Linked DNA regions of Homo sapiens: region 1 is linked to region 2. The links are chromatin contacts, found by Hi-C or POLR2A ChIA-PET in ENCODE. All regions are on one chromosome and are shown on one strand. The core of a region is the stretch at or near the end of the contact, and the rest is flanking DNA. Distances in the headings are between cores, read along the strand shown.

Region 1 (4,996 bases), core at 1,184-3,683, 35 kb after region 2:
TGGAATATTATTCAGCTTTAACTAAGAATGAAATTCTGACACATGCTACAACATGGACGAACCTTGATGACATGACGCTGAGTGGAATAAGCTAGATACAAACGACAGACACCATATGATTCTATTTACATTAGATTCCCAGAGTAGTCAAATTCATAGAGACAGAAGGTAGTATGGTGGTTACCAGGGCCAAGCTGGGGAGTAATAGGGGGTTAATACTTACGGTGAAATTCTGTAGTGGGTATAGACTTTCAGTTTTACAACAGGAAAAGAGTTTTGGAGATGGATGGTGTTGATGGTTGCACAACAAAGTTAATGTGTTTTGTTTTGTTTTGAGACTGTGTCTTGCTCTGTCGCTCAGGCTGGAGTGCAGTGGCGTGATCTCGGCTCACTGCAACCTCTGCCTCCCGGGTTTGGGTGGTTTGCCTGCCTCAGCCTCCTGAGTAGCTGGGATTACAGGCACCCGCCACCACGACCAGCTAATACTTTTTGTATTTTTAGTGGACACGGGGTTTTGCCATGTTGGCCAGGCTGGTCTCGAACTCCCGACCTCAAATGATCCACCCACCTCGGCCTCCAGAAGTGTTAGGGTTACAGGCATGAGCCACTGCGCCCAGCTGTTAATGTGTATTTAATGCCTCTGAACTATAGACTTAAAAATGGTTAAATGCCAAATTTTATGTTATATATATTTTACCACAATTTAAAGGAAAAAAAAAAAGAAGAGAGCATTGGAAGTAGAGCAGTGGATCTTAACTTAGGGCTCACAACTTCTTCGAGTTTTGTTTATAAAGCTATTACCTCTTCCCATAAATACATACATAGGTATATACAGATGCATACAAGTGTTGGCATATAATTTTTTTAAATTGAAACAGGATCTCCCTCTGACACCCAGGCTGGAGTGCAGTGGTGCAATCTTGACTCACTATAGCCTTCGCCTCCCAGGCTCAGGTGATTCTCCCACCTCAGCCTCCCGAGTAGCTGGGGTTACAGGCGCCGGCCACCACAACTGCTAATTTTTTGTATTTTTAGTAAAGACGGGATTTTGCTATGTTGCCCAGGCTGGTCTCAAACTCCTGGACCCAAGCAATCTGTCTCCCTTGGCCTCCCAAAGTGCTGAGATTACAGGTGTGAACCACTGCGCCCAGCCTGGCATACAATTTTTAAAAATAAAATGTAAGCACTCAAACTTTCAAAGTTAATAACATGTGCTTATTGAAAATGAAGAGCACGTGGAAGACAGAACTCAGAAGTCACCTGTAATCACAAGCAGATTACATGTGACCTTGCTCTTCTAAGTCCTTGTGTGTGTATACACACATAATTGAATGCATATTGTTATGTTGTTGAGATCACACAATATGTATCATATTTTCACACACAATGAATATTTATCAATTTAAAGTCCCAAAGCCAAGAGTATTTTGATAACCAAGAATACACTACACCATTTCAATCAGGAAAAAAAATGTAATTTTGCCTTTCATGGAGACAAAAATTTCCTGAAAGACAAAAATGGCAACAGTCCTCTGAATAAAGATGTTGGCAGAGTTACAATTAAAATACTGTGTTCCGTTAATGCTCAATTTAAAATAGGGTATAAAGCAATGGGATATAATCCTTCTAAGAGAATGATCAGAGCTGTCCTAGTAAAATGTTAGCAAGAAGGTATGTGTCCACTGAGTTATTTAGCAGTGTATTCTTATAGTAACCCCCAAAGAGATACACACGTACATCAATGGTTATCATCAAGATGGAAATAGCAATGTGTCTGTATAGTTCCTTCCTCATGCTCCTTCTGCCGCTCTGTTGCTGACCCAATTAATGAGTCCTGGGGTGCACTGCTCAGAGGTGGCTTCATAATACCACGTTCAAGAGGCTTCTTTTGTGTTAATTATAATAAAAACATTTACAAATGGGCCAATTCACTAGCTCTACCTTTTATCATACATTGTCATCTCAAGACATCTGAAAAACCAACGATGTTGTGAAATAAAGAATGAACATGGTCTACCTTTGCAAGGACATGGGTGGAGCTAGAAGCCCTTATGCTCAGCAAACTAACGCCTGCAGAAAACCAAACACTGCATGTTCTCACTCATAAGTGGGAGCTGAAAAATGAGAACCCGTGGACACAGGGAGGGGAACATCACACACTGGGGTCTGTCAGGGGAGTGTGGGTGGTGGTGGTGGTAAAGCATTAGGGAAAAGACCTAATGTATGCTGGGTTTAATACCTACGTGACGGGTTGATAGGAGCAGCAAACCACCATGGCACACGTTTACCTATGTAGCAAACCTGCACATCCTGCACATGTACCCCAGAACTTAAAATAAAAATAGAAAAGAATGAACGTGGTCTATAATAAACACAAGCACTTACTAAAAACTGCACATTTGGAACTGTGCTGATAACCCCAAATTGTCTTCTAGATATGGAGTTACCAGTAAGGAGCTCCACCGTGACTCTCCTCCCTGCTCCGTTGCCCCGACGAGGAAGTGTGAAAACGTTTCTGGCTCCATCCAAGAGGTGGGTTGACAGAGGTCGCTCCCAGAAGACAGTCCTTCCTATAAACTGGCAAAACAAAAATGCCTAAAGTGTGTTAAAAGCAGAGGTAATAAAACAACCCACATTTATAAAGGGGTTGTTTTGCTACCTCTGCTTTTAACACACTTCGGGCACTCAGGACTTGTTTATTCCTTACTAGACACCAAAATTAATGAAAATACACAGACAGAACCATGGTCAGACAGGCTGAAATTGTCTAAACTTCCCTCTGCACCCCTCTCCTCCAAGAGATCAAATTTAACACCACTCTAAAAAGATAATCATACCTGTAAGTTAGCAGAAAAATTGAAAGTGTATTATTTTACATTATCTACTTTTAACATATATGTGCACTTCTAAATACTTACGCTACATGATTCAGAGATGATGGAAGAAGTTCATCCGCATTAACTGCACACATGCAACAAAGGCTGTGTCCTGAAAGCATCTTCTACATAGGAACATGCTGGCCTAGAACCCTTCCCCTTCTCACATCTATCAACCCCCTGGGCAAATCTACGCATGTGCAATGCTTAGAGGTGATGTTCACGATATCCACAAGTCATTTTTGGAAGACAGTCTTTCCTATGAATTTTAACACAAAACTTACAAAATTGCTTACTAACTGGACTTTGGTCAAACGCTGGCAACCTCTGTAACATATAGAAAGAGTAGGTGCTATAAAATTAGGACTTGTTTGCTGATCATATACACTACACGCACAGCAAAGTGAGACAAAACGCAGCCCTGTGAGACACTGGTTAATCCGGCCTCACCACAGGGAGCCCATGGGCATTTGCTCCTTTCTGCTCTTCCCTAGACCAGAACACAAATACAACGTGTCCTGTCCAAAAAGGTGGTTTGGCCATTCCATTGCCCAAAGACAATGTTTCATGTGGATTTTAACAAAAAGATATTTGGAAAATATGTCCGTTTACAACATCTACTTTTAATATATACCAACCAGTGCTTCAGAACATCAAGAAAAATTACGTATCTCAAAAAGGAACATGGTGAGGCCAACTACATCTACATTGGTCAAGAATAGAAAATGCAGGCAGGACAATGGTTGGGAAATGAACATGTCCTCCAAACATGACCAATTGGGCATAGAACCCTTCTTCTGAACTGAACCCAAACTCAGCTTCTGCATAAATTCAGGTTGTGCACAGACCTCCTAGAGCTTATTCATGACCCTCTAGACTAGCCTATGGAGTCTAAGTTAAGAACTCCTCTACTCAGGAATTTTCTGTCTTTTCCCGATTCCACAGTTACTTCCCTGAAGAAGAGAGGGCTTTGTTGAAGTCTTCCCATGCTTTCTGCACAGGGCTCTGGCCTTGGAGAAGGGATTTCCAGTTACCGCAGTGTCACTTGGCCCTGGGTCTCCTCCCGGGAGAGAGAAGTGTACGGCTCCCAAGGTTCCTGGCAGTTTTGAAAGAGCTCTCAGCCACAGCCAGCTTTACTTTGGCAAGTGAGGCCATCCCCTTTCTTTCCTCCTTTCCTTTCCCATGGAACCTACTCCTTCCATCTGTCTTTCAAGCTCTGCCTCAGAAATGGCAATTCAAGGCTGATTTTCTCCTTGAATGCACTCTCTCTGTGAAAGAGGCTTTTCACCAAGAATGTGGTGCTGGTGTTTCTCTTGCCAATGGGCTAAACAAAGGCCTCCGCACCGGGTAACATTTGGGCAGGCCTCTTCACACATGCCTGTCCTTCTCCGTCGCACTTGGCTAAAGCCAACAACCTATGTGTGAAAAGTATAAAGAGATGGAAAAATTCCCATGAAAAATCCTTCCGCAAAGCAATTGCGAGACAACTATGGCGTCATCTGATAACATGATTTCTATTTTGCATCTGTTCCATTGTTGGAGGGCACTCATAGTTGCAAGCCTTGCATGTACATATGTAAAAATTATAAGTGAATGCATCTGCTCAGGTTATTAGCCACTGATTGTGAAATAATCTGAAGTTTGAGAGTCTCAGTTAATAACCTATAGGTGCTGAGAGCATTCAAAGACCCAATAGCATAAGTATTAATCACCTCTTTTCTCCAGAGTAGCAAATAAGAAACCAGGAAGAGCTCAGTTTCACTTCCAACTTGTTCTTTAAGGGCCTCAGAGTTGATAGTTGTCCTCATCTGGGCTCCCTAATGCCACGACAAATCAACTAGAAAAGAAATATGCCCCAAATCAGCACCCAAACACGCTGGTGCCAGCCTGTGTCCATGTTCCTGCAACAGCTGCTGCCCACGGGGTAGGACTGAGCCAGGTCTAAGATTAGCAGTGTCCCAGCTCCTCAGGTTCCTGCACATTGACTCACAACGGAATCAAAACTCGGGAGCTCAACTCTCTGGTTTCTTCTGCTTTCTCTTCTGCAATTTTCTTTCTTTTTTTTTTTTTTAACTTTATTTTACTGGCAACCATGAAAGAGATATTTACAGCAAGACTCA
Region 2 (5,241 bases), core at 1,938-4,437:
CCACTTTATTCTTGCTTGCATTCGTTTCAAAAAGAAGCCCATTATACTTTTTAATCCTAGTTCCTCTGTAGGTACGGTGTTTTTTTCTTTCGTCTGGCTTCTTTCTTTTTTTTTTTTTTTAATTATTATTATACTTTAAGTTTTAGGGTACATGTGCACAATGTGCAGGTTAGTTACACATGTATATATGTGCCATGCTGGTGTGCTGCATCCATTAACTCGTCATTTAGCATTAGTTATATCTCCTAATGCTATCCCTCCCCCCTCCCCCCACCCCACAACAGTCCCCAGAGTGTGATGTTCCCCTTCCTGTGTCCATGTGTTCTCATTGTTCAATTCCCATCTATGAGTGAGAACACGCGGTGTTTGGTTTTTTGTCCTTGCAATAGTTTGCTGAGAATGATGATTTCCAATTTCATCCATGTCCCTACAAAGGACATGGACTCATCCTTTTTTATGGCTGCATAGTATTCCATGGTGTATATGTGCCACATTTTCTTAATCCAGTCTATCATTGTTGGACATTTGGGTTGGTTCCAAGTCTTTGCTATTGTGAATAGTGCCACAATAAACATACGTGTGCATGTGTCTTTATAGCAGCATGATTTATAGTCCTTTGGGTATATACCCAGTAATGGGATGGCTGGGTCAAATGGTATTTCTAGTTCTAGATCCTTGCAGAATCGCCACACTGTCTTCCACAATGGTTGAACTAGCTTACAGTCCCACCAACAGTGTAAAAGTGTTCCTATTTCTCCACATCCTCTCCAGCACCTGTTTTTTCCTGACTTTTTAATGATCACCATTCTAACTGGTGTGAGATGGTATCTCACTGTGGTTTTGATTTGCATTTCTCTGATGGCCAGTGATGGTGAGCATTTTTTCATGTGTTTTTTGGCTGCATAAATGTCTTCTTTTGAGAAGTGTCTGTTCATGTCCTTCACCCACTTTTTGATGGGGTTGTTTGTTTTTTTCTCGTAAATTTGTTTGAGTTCATCGTAGATTCTGGATATTAGCCTTTTGTCAGATGAGTAGGTTGCGAAAATTTTCTCCCATTTTGTAGGTTGCCTGTTCACTCTCATGGTAGTTTCTTTTGCTGTGCAGAAGCTCTTTAGTTTAATTAGATCTCATTTGTCAATTTTGGCTTTTGTTGCCATTGCTTATGGTGTTTTAGACATGAAGTCCTTGCCCATGCCTATGTCCTGAATGGTAATGCCTAGGTTTTCTTCTAGGGTTTTTATGGTTTTAGGTCTAACATTTAAGTCTTTAATCCATCTTGAATTAATTTTTGTGTAAGGTGTAAGGAAGGGATCCAGTTTCAGCTTTCTACATATGGCTAGCTAGTTTTCCCAGCACCATTTATTAAATAGGGAATCCTTTCCCCATTGCTTGTTTTTCTCAGGTTTGTCAAAGATCAGATAGTTGTAGATAAGTGGCATTATTTCTGAGGGCTCTGTTCTGTTCCATTGATCTATATCTCTGTTTTGGTACCAGTACCATGCTGTTTTGGTTACTGTAGCCTTGTAGTATAGTTTGAAGTCAGGTAGCGTGATGCCTCCAGCTTTGTTCTTTTGGCTTAGGATTGACTTGGCGATGCGGGCTCTTTTTGGTTCCATATGAACTTTGAAGTAGTTTTTTCCAATTCTGTGAAGAAAGTCATTGGTAGCTTGATGGGGATGGCATTGAATCTATAAATTACCTTGGGCAGTATGGCCATTTTCATGATATTGATTCTTCCTACCCATGAGCATGGAATGTTCTTCCATTTGTTTGTATCCTCTTTTATTTCATTGAGCAGTGGTTTGTAGTTCTCCTTGAAGAGGTCCTTCACGTCCCTTGTAAGTTGGATTCCTAGGTATTTTATTCTCTTTGAAGCAATCGTGAATGGGAGTTCACTCATGATTTGGCTCTCTGTTTGTCTGCTATTGGTGTATAAGAATGCTTGTGATTTTTGTACATTGATTTTGTATCCTGAGACTTTGCTGAAGTTGCTTATCAGCTTAAGGAGATTTTGGGCTGAGACAGTGGGGGTTTCTAGATATACAATCATGTCATCTGCAAACAGGGACAATTTGACTTCCTCTTCTCCTAATTGAATACCCTTTATTTCCTTCTCCTGCCTGATTGCCCTGGCCAGAACTTCCAACACTATGTTGAATAGGAGTGGTGAGAGAGGGCATCCCTGTCTTGTGCCAGTTTTCAAAGAGAATGCTTCCAGTTTTTGCCCATTCAGTATGATATTGGCTGTGGGTTTGTCATAGATAGCTCTTATTATTTTGAGATATGTCCCATCAATACCTAATTTATTGAGAGTTTTTAGCATGAAGCGTTGTTGAATTTTGTCAAAGGCCTTTTCTGCATCTATTGAGATAATCTTCTGGCTTCTTTCAAGATTTTCTTTTTGTCTTTGATTTTTTTTTTTTTTTTTGAGACAGAGTCTTGCTCTATTGCCCAGGCTGGAGTGCAGTGGTGCGATCTCAGCTCACTACAACCTCCACCTCCTGGGTACAAATGATTCTTGTGCCTCAGCCTCCTGAGTAGCTGGGATTACAGGCACCCACCACCATGCCCAGCTAACTTTTTTTTTGTATTGTTAGTAGAGACGGGGTTTCACCATGTTGGCTAGACTGGTTTCGAACTCCTGACCTCAGGTGATCTGCCTGCCTTGGCCTCCCAGAGTGTTGGGATTACAGGCATAAGCCACCACGCCTGGCCTGTCTTTGATTTTCTAGATGTACATTTCTTTGGTATTTATCATGCTTGGTGTATTTATCCTCCTCTGAGCTTCCTGGTTTTGTGGTTTGGTATCTGTCATTAATTTTGGAAAATTTTCATCCATTATTACTTCAAATATTTTTTTCTGTCTCTTTCTCTTTTTTTCTGTGTGGTATTCCCATTACATGTTTGTTGCATACATGAGTTTCATTTTTTATTTTTGTTTTTAACTTTATGTGTACATATTTAATTAAAATAGAATAGGCATAAATCAAAAACAAGAAAATAATCAGGATAAAGTGTCCTGTCATTTAGTTTGCAAGGAGGAATCAGGAAGTGCAACAAATTACTAGAAAAATATTCTAAAACCATCTGAAGTGGCTAGGTTACATAATCTTCAGAGTCAAATGCCAAAGTTAAGTATTATACCACTTAATCCACAAATGAAAAAAAAGAGGAGTCAAAAGTTTATCTTGTTCAGGCTGGGCGTGGTGGCTCATGCCTATAATCCCAGCACTTTGGGAGGCCAAGGTGGGCGGATCACTTGAGGTCAGCCTGGTCAACATGGTGAAACCCTGTCTCCACAAAAAATAAAAAGATTAGCTGGGCATGGTGGTGCATGTCTGCAGTCCCAGCTACTCAAGAGGCTGAGGCAGGAGAATTGCTCAAGCCCAAGAGGCAGAGGTTGCATTGAGCAGAGATTGTGCCGCTGCACTCCAGCCTGGGCAGTGGAATAAGTGAGACTCTGTCTCAAAAAAAAAAAAAAAAAAAGTGTCCTGTTTACTAGAACAATTTTTACATTCAATCTATAGTGCTACTGGCAACTTTCAGAAGAAAGAAGTTTCCATTATGCATTGACTAGAAAATCTCAAATACAACTAAGCAGCTATGCTATGCTATAGCTCGTTAAGTATCATTAAACTGCTCTGGGCTAGTGTACATTTCAGATTAATAGAGAACCACATTTTGCGTTTTAGAAAGGCAGCAGTAATTCTATTTCAGCTTTTAGTCTGGATGCTTAACACAGTTAAGGCGACAGTTCAAGCACATTAAGTGAAGGTAGTTAAGATTTCAGAACAATCATCACCATCTCTTACAACCTACATACACTGTTTAATGCTTACGTGGAAGGAAACCAGTGGTTTTTTTTTTTTTTTTTTTTTTTTTTGAGACAAAGTCTCACTCTGTTGCTTAGGCTGGCATACAGTGGTTTGATCTTGGCTCACTGCAACCTCCACCTCCCGAGTTCAAGCAATTCTGCTGCCTCAGCCTCCCGAGTAGCTGGGATTACAGGCATGTGCCACCATGCCTGGCTAAGTTTTATATTTTTAGTAGAGACAGGTTTTCACCATGTTGGCCAGGCTGGTCTCGAACTCCTGATCTCAAGTGATCCTCCCACCTCAGCATCCCAAAGTGCTGGGATTACAAGTGTGAGCCACAGCACCCAGCCGAAACCAGTGTACTTTTTTTTTTTCTTTTTTTTTTTTTTTTTTTTTTTTGAGACAGAGTCTCACTCTGTCGCCCAGGCTGGAGTGCAGTGGCGCAATCTCGGCTCACTGCAAGCTCCGCCTCCTGGGTTCATGCCATTCTCCTGCCTCAGCCTCCCGAGTAGCTGGGACTACAGGCGCCCACCACCACACCCAGCTAATTTTTTTGTATTTTTAGTAGAGACAGGGTTTCACCATCTCTACTAGCCAGGATGGTCTCGATCTCCTGACCTCGTGATCTGCCCACTTCAACCTTCCAAAGTGCTGGGATTACAGGCGTGAGCCACCGTGCCTGGCCCGAAACCAGTGTTCTTAATTGGCATTTTATACACACATACACAGAATTAAAAAAAAAAAAAACTATCAAGGGCAATCATTCTAAGTGTACTGTGGTAGAATGTGTTAAAAATGCAAACATCCCATAGAACTAAAGTAACATGAACAGCACTTCTCATGGCCTAGGAGAAAGGTGACTGGTTCTCACACAAAGCTAAGCCTGTATCAGTCATTCTAATCACAATGGCTTATGAAAGTATCAGGTTTCCGGAAAAGCAACTATTCCAGGAAAGTCAGTAAATCTCTTGAAAGTTTCACCTCTATAAAACCAGGATAAGGCTACAGCTCTCTTGAAATCTGAACAGGTTATCAGATGAAACAGTAAGATTCCCAGCCATAATGTGAGATGGAAAGATCCTCATGCAGCGTATGCTCAATTGCTGGCCCCAGAAAGCCTCACGTGCAGAATACAGAAGTTGCCAAAGAAGGAAACGGAGACGTTCAGCTACATTTCCGTCGTGTGATGAATTTTAAACCCTCAGGAATGGTGTGGTCTATTAGGCTTTTCATCATGCTTGGTGTCATCCACTTAATCTGTTCAAAGATAAAAGAAGACATGATTGTAATAGTAACTCGAGTCCCAGATGTTGACAGTATGTCTGCAATTTGAGAGTCCTTCAGTCCAGTGACCTTCTGTCTGTTGATTTCACAGATGTTGTGTTCTGTGAGAAGACCATTTCTGGCTACAGAACTGTCTTTCACT

Evidence for each region. A loop is a pair of places that touch in the nucleus more often than their neighbours do. ChIA-PET counts read pairs that join two places held with the same protein, here RNA polymerase II (POLR2A). Pooled maps may share reads with other maps.
Region 1: a loop to region 2 is called in a map of B cell, with 2.2 times the contacts of the local background. The contact joins the promoter of LINC02649 here to the enhancer-like site in region 2. A Hi-C loop is called at or near these places in 5 of 168 maps with a recorded cell type or tissue (B cell, Caco-2, IMR-90 and 2 more), 20 of 37 single-sample maps with no recorded cell type and 9 of 50 pooled maps. POLR2A ChIA-PET finds 5 or more read pairs at or near these places in 18 of 52 experiments (B cell, CD4-positive, alpha-beta T cell, GM12878 and 14 more).

The regions. Positions count from the first base shown.
Region 1 is chr10:6,324,111-6,329,106 of GRCh38, forward strand. It overlaps LINC02649 (long intergenic non-protein coding RNA 2649), which reads left to right and starts at 2,434. Exons shown (of 6, transcript NR_040079.2): 1 at 2,434-2,532; 2 at 3,822-4,996. It also overlaps a transcript of PFKFB3 not described here and the pseudogene DPPA5P3.
Region 2 is chr10:6,288,089-6,293,329 of GRCh38, forward strand. It overlaps a transcript of PFKFB3 not described here and the pseudogene SDCBPP1. Among named protein-coding and RNA genes, the nearest start is that of LINC02649, 36 kb to the right of the region's middle. Within about 2 kb of position 3,188, at least 3 of the 41 ENCODE cell types and tissues checked have a DNase peak (open chromatin) inside an H3K27ac peak, as active enhancers do; they include PC-9, where a contact is called at or near this core.